Linked DNA regions of Homo sapiens: all the other regions are linked to region 1. A link is a loop called in an ENCODE intact Hi-C map of the cell type or tissue named here. Cell type or tissue: natural killer cell. All regions are shown on one strand. Each heading gives the region's core, and the rest is flanking DNA. Links, peaks and the distances in the headings are about the cores only.

Region 1 (3,811 bases), core at 416-2,915:
CAAACTGTGCTATGTGCTATGATGAAAAGATGCAGAAAAGTGGGAGATCATATCACAAGGAGGCCTAACCTAATCTAGCGATCAGAAAAGACTTCCTGGAGGCAGTGGCAATTGAGTCAATATCAGAGGGATGAGTGTAGTTAACTAGGAGGAAGGCAGGGGGAATGAGAGAAGAAAATTACTGGAAGAATGATGAGCATGTACAAAGGCCCTGAGGCAGAAGGAAAGAACTTTGAGTCTGTGGTAGTTGGACACTGCTGGCCCATGGGATAAATTTAGTTTGTAAATATTTTTCTGTTTTGGCTCACAGACTCTTTTGTGAAGATTTGAGCCCCAAAGAGTAAATATTCTGATTTCAAGCTCCTCTTGAATCATCAAATGATGTGGCAACCCTGGTCCCTGTGGGCTTCATGGCTGCAATGACAAGTGCTAAGTATCTGGCCAGTTTTTTTGGTTGTTTGTTTTGGTTTTGCGACGGAGTCTCACTCTGTTGCCAGGCTGGAGTACAGTGGCGTGATCTCGGCTCACTGCAACCTCTGCCTCTCGGGTTCAAGCGATTCTCCTGCCTCAGCCTCTTGAGTAGCTGAGACTACAGGCATATGCCACCACGCCCAGCTAATTTTTTGTATTTTTAGTAGAGATGAGGTTTCACCGTGTTAGCCAAGATAGTCTTGATCTCCTGACCTCAAGTGATCCGCCCACCTCAGCCTCCCAAATTGCTGGGATTACAGACATGAGCTACCGCATCTGGCGGTATCTGGCCAGTTTAAGTGAGGCACACACTCTCCATTTCATCAGTCTTCCTACTCCTAATTTTCTCCCTAACATCAAAGCAAGGCTTCAGTTATCGTTTATCATCATATTTGCACTGTTGCTTTTCTTATAGTGGATAATTGTTTCTTGATATTGTTGTCTCCACCAAAAATTAAAGATAGACCAAGAGGATCACGTGCTTTTCCTCAAACTCAGTGTGTGCCGTTCATGTACTTTATGGCTTGGTGACTGTGGACATTTAAATTTCCCCTGCTCTTACTTTGGAGGAAACAGAATAAAGGCCCGTAGGGTGTCTCACTATGTAACTGTCTAAAATCTGTTGACTGTTTTCTCTGCTACCAACGCTTAGTGAGAATGGGAAGTGAACTCCACTCCCTGGGCAAGCAGGGAGAGCTGAATATCTAATTGATTTTTAGTCAAAGATATAAAAAAATCCTAGCTCCACTCTTCTAAAATGTAAGACTGCACTTGTTTTTAATTGCTACTCAATATATTAAGAATTTATACTATATTAAGCAAAACAGATCTCCAGATCCCCTGCCCTGGAGAACATATGCTACTCATTTTTTTCTTTGTTGGAGAAATTAATCTTGCCATCTCCAAACCCTTGTTTCTTACATATTAGCAAGACATTAAAAATTAATTTTGAATGTTTCCTAAACACTTAAAAACACGTCACGTAAGTGCAGGTATCTCTGGTATCATGAAGAGCCCTGGTCTGTGACCTAAGAAACAGTTTGCAGTTAGTTTTGCACAGTTAATATGTTACCCAAAGATAGAGTGTAAGTCATGCCACATATTCAGAGCACTAGAGGAACTCACTGGGGGAATTTGTGAATTATTTTGTAAAGTAAAGAACTTGAAGGTAATATGCAAAGTCGCTCAATATATTCTTTTTGTAAGAACGGAGTATTCTATTAGGAATTAATACAGTGTCTTTGCACTATATATGTGCTATGATGCCTAAAATATCCGTTTCCTTATATGTAACCAAAATTACTGATGGAGTTCTATTTATGTTTGCCTTATGCATCCTGGTCTACAGTTTTTCCCTTGCTTTCTTTTCTTCTTTCTGCCATGTGTCACTAAGCCCTGCTACACATCAAATCTTCAGCTTAAACTCAACCAGCAGAGGGTGCTGTTTGAGCACTTTAAATGGACTCCTCATCTTTTTGTTTTCCAAAGAGAACAATATGGGAATAATAGGCTGGGATGATATTCAATAGGCAAGATGCTGGCAAGAGAGTATGCATCAGTGATCAGGTTTCAGTATCGTTTTGCAGAAAAATCCCTTTGTTCTCTGCTGCACAAAAGGACATTCTTTGCAAAATGCACATACAGTTTCTGGTGATAAATGCATGTGTTTAAAGGTAGATGGTGATAAATGCATGTGTTTAAAGGTAAGATGAAGGGGGTGCTGGTGGTAGAGTGGAATCGGCTTCTAAATTTACTAAGTACTTGTATCCCTTTTAGGCTTGGTGTTCTGAATCAAGATATCAGCCCCACGTGTTCTCAGCTTGCTGGTAAATGATCATGAATAATTCCTGTAGTAGCAAATGACATAATAAAATAATCAGGCATTCCCTGCCCTTTGTAGATCAATGAGCACAGATGTCTCCAAATGGAAGGCGATACTGGAGAACACTCTACATCTTGTTGGGTTTGAACATTAGAGAATTAATGGCTGTTTATCAAAATAAAGTGAGCATCTCCCTGTCCTGAAATCATGTTCAGCATTAAATATATTGTAGAAGAATACTTTGTCGCTTAAGTTTTACATAAATTTGATCAACTGTGTCTAATAGTGGATTGCACATGTCTTAGTAACATTTGTATACTTGAGTTTTTATATTAACCATTTAAAAATTTTATCAAAAAGAGAAAATTCCATATAACAACAATAACAAAAGACAAAAGCACTCCAGCTGAAGAGTAATCATTCCTGTCCCACTCCTCTTATCCTCAATGTCTCTCCACACATGTAACTTTTAATTTTTATAGCATTTTTTGGTTAGTAACCTCTCTATCTCTGAATAATATGCTTACATTGATAACTCTTGAGTTATTAGTTTTATATATGATATTTGTTTTCCTACACTGACAGATGAGAATGTAACTTAAGTCACTCAATATCTCCCGTTAGTCATATTTCTATTTTAGACCTTTATTGGTTATGTAAGGAAAACATTTGTTCCTTTAACAGTAAGCAATTTATTGTGAGTCCTCATCTTTTCAGTCCTTTTCTTCCACTTCCATCTCCCAATAAAAAGGCATTCTTCCTTTTTCTTGAGCATCTAGTATTGCTGATGTGAAATTTAATGCCAGCTTGATCCTCATTCTTTGGCAGATAACCTGCTTTTCCTTTCTGCTTTTTTCTTGAAGTCATGATCCTAGATGGAAGTCTTCTTACAGCCACTGGCGAGCTCTTCTGATCTGAAATCTTGTATTTCAGCTATACAAACTCTCCTCTATCATTCACATTAACAATTTGCTTCCCTCCGTTTTTGCTGTTCCTACATGATGTTGAGATTAGTAAGATTTGCCTTCTGCTCTCTAATTGTAATTCCATCATCTTTGTCTGTAACTTTGTAAATCAATGAATAGTGTTTACACGGGGACTCAAAACAGTATTGTTTATCACAGTGTCAAGAAGTGTGCTGTTATATTTCCTGTCTTGTACAGCTTTTAATTTTTCTGAAGTTGCTAACTGGCTTTTTAAAAGTACTATTTGCCTTTATTACGTGCCCAACTTTTTTGTCCATTGCATCAGAGATTTGGTTAAAATTTTTCCAGAAACTTCCTTCTTCTGAAGCTACTTCAGGGAAGAGTGCTTCATCCTGTTACTCTTGTCTGTACTTGTTGTCTAGGCCTCCTATACAACTGTCTCTTCTTTGTTGGGCTGCTTTCCTCATTTGTGGAACTCCAGCCTTTTATTGAAAGACACACTCAACACAATTCCTAAGAAACTGTATGTGAGATGCAGCTTTTCTGATTCTTTGAATGTGTGAAAATCAGTACATGCAAATGTGATCTATGT
Region 2 (3,811 bases), core at 837-3,336, 580 kb after region 1:
AGGAAGAGAGCCCTCACCGAGGAACCAAATTGGCCAGTATCTTGATTTTGGATTTCTCAACCTCAAGAACCATGAGAAATGAATGTCTGCTGTTCAAGCCACCCAGTCAATGGTATTTTGTTATGGCAGCCCCAGCTGACCAAGAGAGCGCATATGAATTTAATGAGCATTGAGAAAAGCTAATGTTTTTCATTTTTTCCCTTAGAAGCATCTATCGATCTTCATTTGAAATTATGTGTCAGAAACTGCAATAATAGAAGTAAAGAGAATGGGCTAGGTAATGTAAGAATAGGGCTAAGGTTATGTAAGTGAGGGAGAGTTTCGAGAGAGGAATTTCAGTAGCCTTTAAAATTTTAAATAAAATACGCTCTATAAACCAAATGCATTAGTTAAGGAGCTGTGGGCATCAGTTTCTCCTTATAAAGATTGCATATACCTTTTAGTTAACATCTTGGACAAGTCAGGAATGATTCCTTTCCTCCAGGGTGTCCTGTGGAATGTCTACCTTGTCTCCCTCAACATAGAGGAACTATCGACCATTTTCCATTAAATAGCCTAGAATTAGGTGTGTTTCAGAATCACGTGTATATATGTACATGGTGGTTGGATGTGGGTGGATTCGGAAGGACTTGTTAAGATGCCCATGCCTGAATTCCTCCCAGATCCACTAAATCAGAATTGTCAGCTGTGGTGCCCAAATTACCTAAGTTAAAAACCACTCCAAGCGCTTCTGATACATACCAGACTTGACATCCATAGACCAATGTTCTCATTCATTGATACACATATTCAAGTTTACTACCTAGGCAGATCTTTCTATAGGTTATATATGTGAGTTTAAAAATGGGTACATTTAATTTTTATAAATGGAAGTCCATTTAAGACATTTTGGGCCAATGGTTTTGAGGAGAGCTCATTAGCATACCAGCTGAGCTGCCCCATTCCCTCATTGCACACCTTCCTTCTGCCTTTGCCATAGGTTGCTTAGTTTCTCAGTCTGCCTGTCTGGTCTGAGTTAGAAAGAAAAATGGGCATCTCACAGTTCCTAGCAATTTATTTTGCAAAAGAATGCAGTAGAGATTTCTATTTTAATGTAAAAAAATCCTTTGAGTAAATAGTTTTCCCTCTCTCCAATATATTTTCTTATTATTCTGTATATTTAATAATGGGATTATATGTTATAAACACATGCTTAGACATCCAAATATATGCACAGATGGAAAATATCAAGCTTGCAGGAAAGGTCCATCCCCCAAACACAATTTTAAGGGGTTTTGCCTTTGTTTTCTCTAAGGAATACAAAAGTCAGACTTGAAAAAAAGGAGGTTTAGGGAATTCTGTCACTATTTTCCTAATTTCCAGCAAATGCTAATTCTGATGTTGTTTTTTTGATTTTTAGTGGCCTTTAGAGAATTCTTGGGGTTGAGGGTGGGTAGGAAGCGGATTGAGGATGGGGGAGAGTTCCTATCTGATGTCTGACCAATGAATTGTTAGATAAACTAGTCATGTAGAAAACAGCTTGATTTATCTAAGAGAGATAATAGTGACTCCCAGGATCCAGCCTGCCCTGTAACAACCCAGAGGACTTCTTTCCTGAGGTTTACAGAATACACTGATTGGTCAATCAACTAGATGTAGTAAATATGTAAAAATTATATTCCAAAAATTTTGTAAAAATAGTAAAATAAGTACATATTTTTGGAAGAGTATGTGGGGAAAAAGTAATGCAGAGGAAAAAAAAGAAGGGAGAAAATATGGGCCAAGGTGCTGCTTTCAGAATCAGACACATGTGGATTAGATTCCAGTGTTAGTTGTTGTATGCCCTTGGGTAGTTATGTCACATTTCTAAGCCAATGTTGTCATCTGTTAAATGGGAACAATGTCTCCCTCACATGGCTATGGTAAGGGTTTGCTAAAGTATTTATTTTACAGTCTGTAAAAGGATTCAGAAAAATGCTTGATATACAGTAGCTGCTAACACAATACATCTGAGATAATAGTATTACATTGCTGGCAGCAGAGAGTGGTAGCCACTAAGTATATTTTTTTCTGGACATGCAGTCCTGACTTTGAACCCCTTTTGGTTTGAGGCAGAATTACTGCTATTGGCATTTCTAGCACTAAGTCTACATGATATTTTAAAGAATTTGTTGAGAGCTCTTAAATTATTACTATTATTATCAAGAAATAGATTTGTTATGTCTGTTTTCTTGATTTATTAACTGAAATTCTGTAATCCTTGCCTTAAGCTTACAAGCGTTCTTAGTTTGATTTTTAAAATACCCTCAGAAACCATTAATGTTCACAAGAAATAAGAAATCTTTGCAATAATATTTCATTGTATCATCGTACTTTTTCTTTCCTGAAAAACCAATGAAGAATGGCAGTTTTATAGGTAAAACAGTAGTTAGCCTTTATATGGATGACATTTTCCCAAAAGCCTAGAAAAATTTCACATTTGCAGAAAAATACTCTGTTCCCATATTAAATCTGATTAAAATTCAAATCTATATTAACATCTCATAACTTTTTGAAAAAAGTGAATGCCACACTTAATGGAAAATGCTCACTGTCTGTCCTCACTGCTTTTGTGGGCTTCCTAGCAAGGCTGTACTGGGATCCAGGAGGGCTGGATCACAGCTACATCCTTGTTAAAACAGTCAACCGGCATGAATGTTGGCCTTTAGTTTTTCCTTCCTTTCCCCTCTCCCATCCCTACATTGTTTCAGCTGCCAGCTCCCTAATATTTTTTTCTGAAGCAAGGGAAAGGAAAGGGCAAAAATGACTTAGAAAGAATAACATTTCTTTCTATGGACTTAAATAGAACATTCAACGCAAAACATCCTGTGTTTTCTTTTAGTTGATGACACATTGACTGTAGGAATGAATGAACTAAAAACCAGGGCTTGATTTTCAAATGGGGGTTATTTTAGTTGCATACTACCTGATCAAGAGAAAGTTGTTCAACTATTTTAAATTATAACCTGTTGGTTTCTCCTCTGTACTCCTGATCTCCTTATCTTGCTGTGCGTTTCTTTTCTCCATTTTACATATCACCTTCTAACATGTGTTTATTATGTTTTTTGTTTATTTTCCCACTCTCCTGGCCATGATGGAAGTCCATGAGAGCAAGCATCTTTGTCCGTTTGGCTCACTGTTGGATTCCCTGTTTTAAAAATATCACCCGGCCCAGCGTAGGTGCTCAATAAATATTTGCAGCATGAATTAATGAAATAGTTTCTTTCTCAGTGTCTTTTTCTATACAATTATGCAGAATATAACTGGTACAAATATGGTACAAAAACATCTTATAAATGTGCGCTTATACCTAGTAGATACATTTGAAAGTACAGCTCTGCTGGGAGTGTACATATCTTAGTTGGTGAAGAAGAGATAATAAAAGAGTTAGATTAAAAAAAAAGCACTTTGTCACTCTCTATTCTCTTATTTACTCTGCTTTATTTTTCTTTGAACCCTGAATCTTAATACCCAACATAATATATTTATTTGCTGATTGTCTACTTCCCCATACTAGAATGTAAGCTTTTTAAGGACAGGATCTTGTGTGTTTTGCTCACTACTATAGCCCCATTCCTTGGACTCATGCCTGATACAGAGTAAGCACCCAATACATATTTATTGAATGAATAAATGTATGTTTGAATGAGTGTGTTTGTTTCAGACTGTATTCATGTCTGGCTCTTGCTCTATATACAGACTCTTTGGAATGATCGTTCACTAAGAGCTTGGTACTGTTGAGGTGGATGATGGGTGGGGAGATAAAGGGAAGAAAATGACCAAGATTATACTA
Region 3 (3,811 bases), core at 837-3,336, 1.2 Mb after region 1:
TAAGAGGAGGATTTCATAATAAAATTACTCAGAAAAGTATCTCAATTATCAATTTTGTTTCAGCACAGAAGACAGAGCCTGAATGATCTTTGCCAAGTCCCTCAACTTAGTGTTTACAAAACTTCAAAATGTTTACTTAATATAATAATGACAAATCCCAGAGAGTTTTGTGAAGAATAACATAAAAGTCAGAAGGGCTTGCTTTGTTAATGCTAATTAACCCATTTGTGCCTGAAGCTGCAATTTTTTGAATTTTTGCAATCAGATCTTGGTGATGACCTTGAGCAGCAGGATATAAATAACTCCCAGATGCTTAGCGTTCCAATAATGGAACACTAGGCATAAATGGATCAGGACACCTGTCCTAATTCCATTATAGGATTGTACTGAGGAACGAATGCAGTGATAAATAACACAGTTGTTAGAAAATATAAACTATGGTCTTTTGTATAATGCAAATCTCAGATATGTTAGAAATGGCTTTTGTATTATTTATCTTAATCTAACGTAGTTTTAACTCCAAGACTCAATTCTACCATATTGCCAAGAATTCCTCTAGCCTTTTCAAAATAGCACCAGAGACTGGGAGCCTTAAATCTTCATGAAAATAGGGAAGAAGCTGATGTTCTGGCTAACATGGTCACTTCTGATTTTTTCACTATCCAGAAGATCCCCTTGACATCTGGCAGTTCTCAAGTGCTTGTGTACCAGTCTCAGGTGGGAATCTTTGGTCATGTTTGGAACGAACCCAGCTGTGGTCCCATCTCCTGGTAGCCATCTCTCACTTCTGCGGGCTCCTGACATCTAATATTCAACTCTGGAGTCATCCTGCCTTCTCCCACATTCATCTGAGGACCAGGGCTGTGGTTCCACTGCCCTAGGGCCTATGACCAATGAGCCTCTCTCCTCTGGGGGAAGACTCTCCACCCCTGGCTTCTACAAATTCTTCCTTGTCTTCTTTACTGCATGGGCAGGTGGGACAGGATGATTTCTTTCCATTTCCCCATCTCTTCTTCTCTCACTGGGCATCCTGATGGTGGCACAGGGGCAGCTAGGTGTCAGGGCTGGGACTTGAGCAACTCAATAGCTGACAGGCTCAGGGAGATAGGGAAATACATCACTGACAGCCTCGGCCTCTTCCTCTACAATCACCTCATTCTATTTCCAAACTCAATGCTGGACTCCCTCTCATGGGTTGTTGCACATTTGGTGATGAATTTCTTTAACTGGCTCTAGGCCAGGATGATAAAGCAAAGACTATAAAACACACAGAATTACTGCAAAGAAACAGAACCCACATTCTTTCCAGATATTGCATGTTGAAAACTACATATCCGTAGTCATCTGGAGATTTCGTTGTTTAGGAATACAATTCCTAGGTGGATTTTTCTTTTTCTTTTATTATTATAATTATTATTGTCAAAGGAAACTATTATAAACTGAATGCAATAGAAAAAAAAGGGTCTACTACCACTTTTAGTTTCTGTAGTATTGGTTAATGAATATGATACTCCTCTCTACAGCCCCTCTCCCCAACATCCATGTTTTATGGCAAAAGATTATAGGCTCATAAATGCAGCTGGGGCCAATAATTGATGAATGCAATATTTTATGACAGATTATGCATTTCCTTAGACAGGTAACTGTTACAGAAATATTGCTTCTTGATTATAACCAATCAGATAATAAAAATATGTTTCAGTTTTACTGAGATGTTTGATTTTCTTAGGTCTTGTTGTGCCACACCAGGAATAAAGCTTAATTAAGGATTCATTTACTAATTGTTTATCATAAAAGCTATATTCAAGGGAAAAAGTTACATTGAATCCATAGTTTTCTGGGAGGAGAACATGGGAACAGTCTGTTTGTGACCTGTATTTCTCTGCCAACTTCAGGACTTGGTAACCTATACAGGTTTCCTATGTGAGAGGTTAAAGTGTGGGTCCTTCTGTTTCCTAAAAAGGAAGCCTATAAAGCACCACATCATCTTTTAATTATTTTCCATACAATAAAGCCAGTTTAAGGCCATGAAATGGCCTATGAGCTCCTATGTGTTATGTAACATTTTCAGTGGTTACTGTAGCAACATTTTGTCCTTTATGGCATTTCATTTCCATATAAAGTAATCTGCATTGTTATGGGATGCTTTGTCCCATAGTGATGACCATAAACCATGCTCAAGGGTCTCAAACACTGACTCCCCACTCCCTTTTGTTCTACCTGAAAGGCGCCTACTAAGCTTCTTCTTTTAGTGACTATTAAAGGGGGAAGGATGCCCTGAAGAGGTTCGTCCGCTGTCCAACAGCGACCCCTAGAGGCACAATGCCTTGAAAGTGGCCAAAACCTCCAAAACTTCAATGCTTTTCTCCAATCAAGTGCTGCTGTAATTTGCTTACCTTGAGAACTATCACAGCATTAATCAAGACCTGCCTTTACTCTGAAAACATGGGCTGCTTTTGGTGCCCAAAAACGAAAGCCCAAAGTTTCGGGAGCTTTACTACCTACTATCTACTACACATACATTTGTTTTCTCTTTGTGAGATTTAAGGGAACCGTGGAAGAATTGCTTTTTATTCATCATCAAATAAGCATAATAACAAATTTGGGCATAGTCAAGATACAACGCCTTTGATGGCTTTTCGTTAGTTTTTTGTTTTTGTTTTGTTTTGTTTTTCGCTTGAAAAATAAGTTAAAATCTCAGGAAGAAAGAAAGAAAATCCTAGCGCTTTTTCTTTTCTGAGCTTGCAACTGTTTGTAGCTCAGGCACCCGGATGATTCATCCCATGAAAGCCTTGAGCGCTCCATTTGTTTTGTAGATTTCACTACTCCCTTTGTTCCGCTTCAAACCTTTCAGAGGGCTGAAATGCATTATTACCTTGTTAAAGCTCAACCAAAATCATTTCTACAGCCTGAAGCTGTTTTGACGTGGGTTGAGTATCTCACACAAAAGAATTGCTTTTGTTCCCAGAAGCTCTTATTGGCTGAGTGGCCTTTGCTCTGAGCCAATCAGAAGCTAGTTGTTAGGCTTGGCTGGCTATTTTTAGCCCAACACGCAAAAACACTTGGTCTTGGAGGGGGTCGGCTGGAGAGTGAAAGGCCCTGTAGTAAAAGCCAACAGCTAAATGCATTTTGGATGTCAAGGCGCGTTTGACATTTTCTCTTTAATTCCTCATACGCTGTTACATTAGCATGTGTTTTTCGTAAACAACAAACTTAGAGCTGCATTTCCCAGTCCTGAATTATCCATTTAGTAAAGAGACAGAAAGGCTAAGAAACAGCATTCCCCTTTTATCCAAAAGCAACGCACGGTAGTATCTAGTTATTTCATAACGCAAAAAAAAAAAAGTCAGTTACCGTATTGAGAATACTAAGGTGTTTTTGCCAAAGAATTTTTATGAATTTTCATCTTGAGTTAGAAATTTTCAATGCCTTGCTCATAATGAATTATAGAGTCCTAAAATAATCTTTTCCTCTTGCCCTTTAAATATGTATATAATTACACGAACGAGTATACACATGATGTGTAGCAATTAAAATAATAAATGCTGAGTGTGTTTCATGCATTGAGAAAAAGCATTCTTTTGAGCATGTTCTTCCATTTAAGCCATTACTCAGAGGGCACAAGAAGTATTTTTCCCAAATGCGCTTCAAGAGACAGGGCATTAAAACACACAATTTGTTAATTATCCGATATTATCAGGAAATGAAAGTTGCCAAACGGGAAAAGCCAGGCTCTTAAACTTTGATTTTCCCTCAGCAGTCTATTCAACTGGGCTTATATAAGGAGGAGACAAGCTGAACCCAAATTTTA

The links. Hi-C counts contacts between places; a loop is a spot of excess contacts. Peaks named below come from ENCODE experiments on the same cell type or tissue, not always from the same donor. Only the 100,000 strongest peaks of a DNase experiment are listed, where the experiment ranks them.
Region 2: a loop joins it to region 1, with 5 times the contacts of the local background. A loop is called at or near these places in 23 of 110 quality-filtered maps.
Region 3: a loop joins it to region 1, with 21 times the contacts of the local background. A loop is called at or near these places in 79 of 110 quality-filtered maps.

What each region holds. Positions count from the first base shown.
Region 1 is chr12:92,568,646-92,572,456 of GRCh38, reverse strand. The region is part of intron 1 of LOC105369905 (a long non-coding RNA gene); the gene reads right to left. Among named protein-coding and RNA genes, the nearest start is that of LINC02397, 100 kb to the right of the region's middle. RefSeq lists an enhancer at 1,806-1,935. In natural killer cell, for the core only: a CTCF peak has its summit at 1,955 (motif pointing right); a DNase peak (open chromatin) is centred at 1,906; H3K27ac peaks cover 363 bases.
Region 2 is chr12:91,989,671-91,993,481 of GRCh38, reverse strand. LINC01619 (long intergenic non-protein coding RNA 1619) reads left to right here. Exons shown (of 5, transcript NR_132341.1): 2 at 1-112. Among named protein-coding and RNA genes, the nearest start is that of LINC02404, 120 kb to the right of the region's middle. In natural killer cell, for the core only: no CTCF peak of the experiment used is centred there; a DNase peak (open chromatin) is centred at 1,861.
Region 3 is chr12:91,380,712-91,384,522 of GRCh38, reverse strand. The region is part of intron 4 of LOC105369896 (a long non-coding RNA gene); the gene reads left to right. Among named protein-coding and RNA genes, the nearest start is that of LINC02823, 56 kb to the right of the region's middle. RefSeq lists enhancers at 1,966-2,797, 2,798-3,631. In natural killer cell, for the core only: CTCF peaks have their summits at 2,094 and 2,304 (motif pointing left); DNase peaks (open chromatin) are centred at 2,322 and 2,922; H3K27me3 peaks cover 385 bases.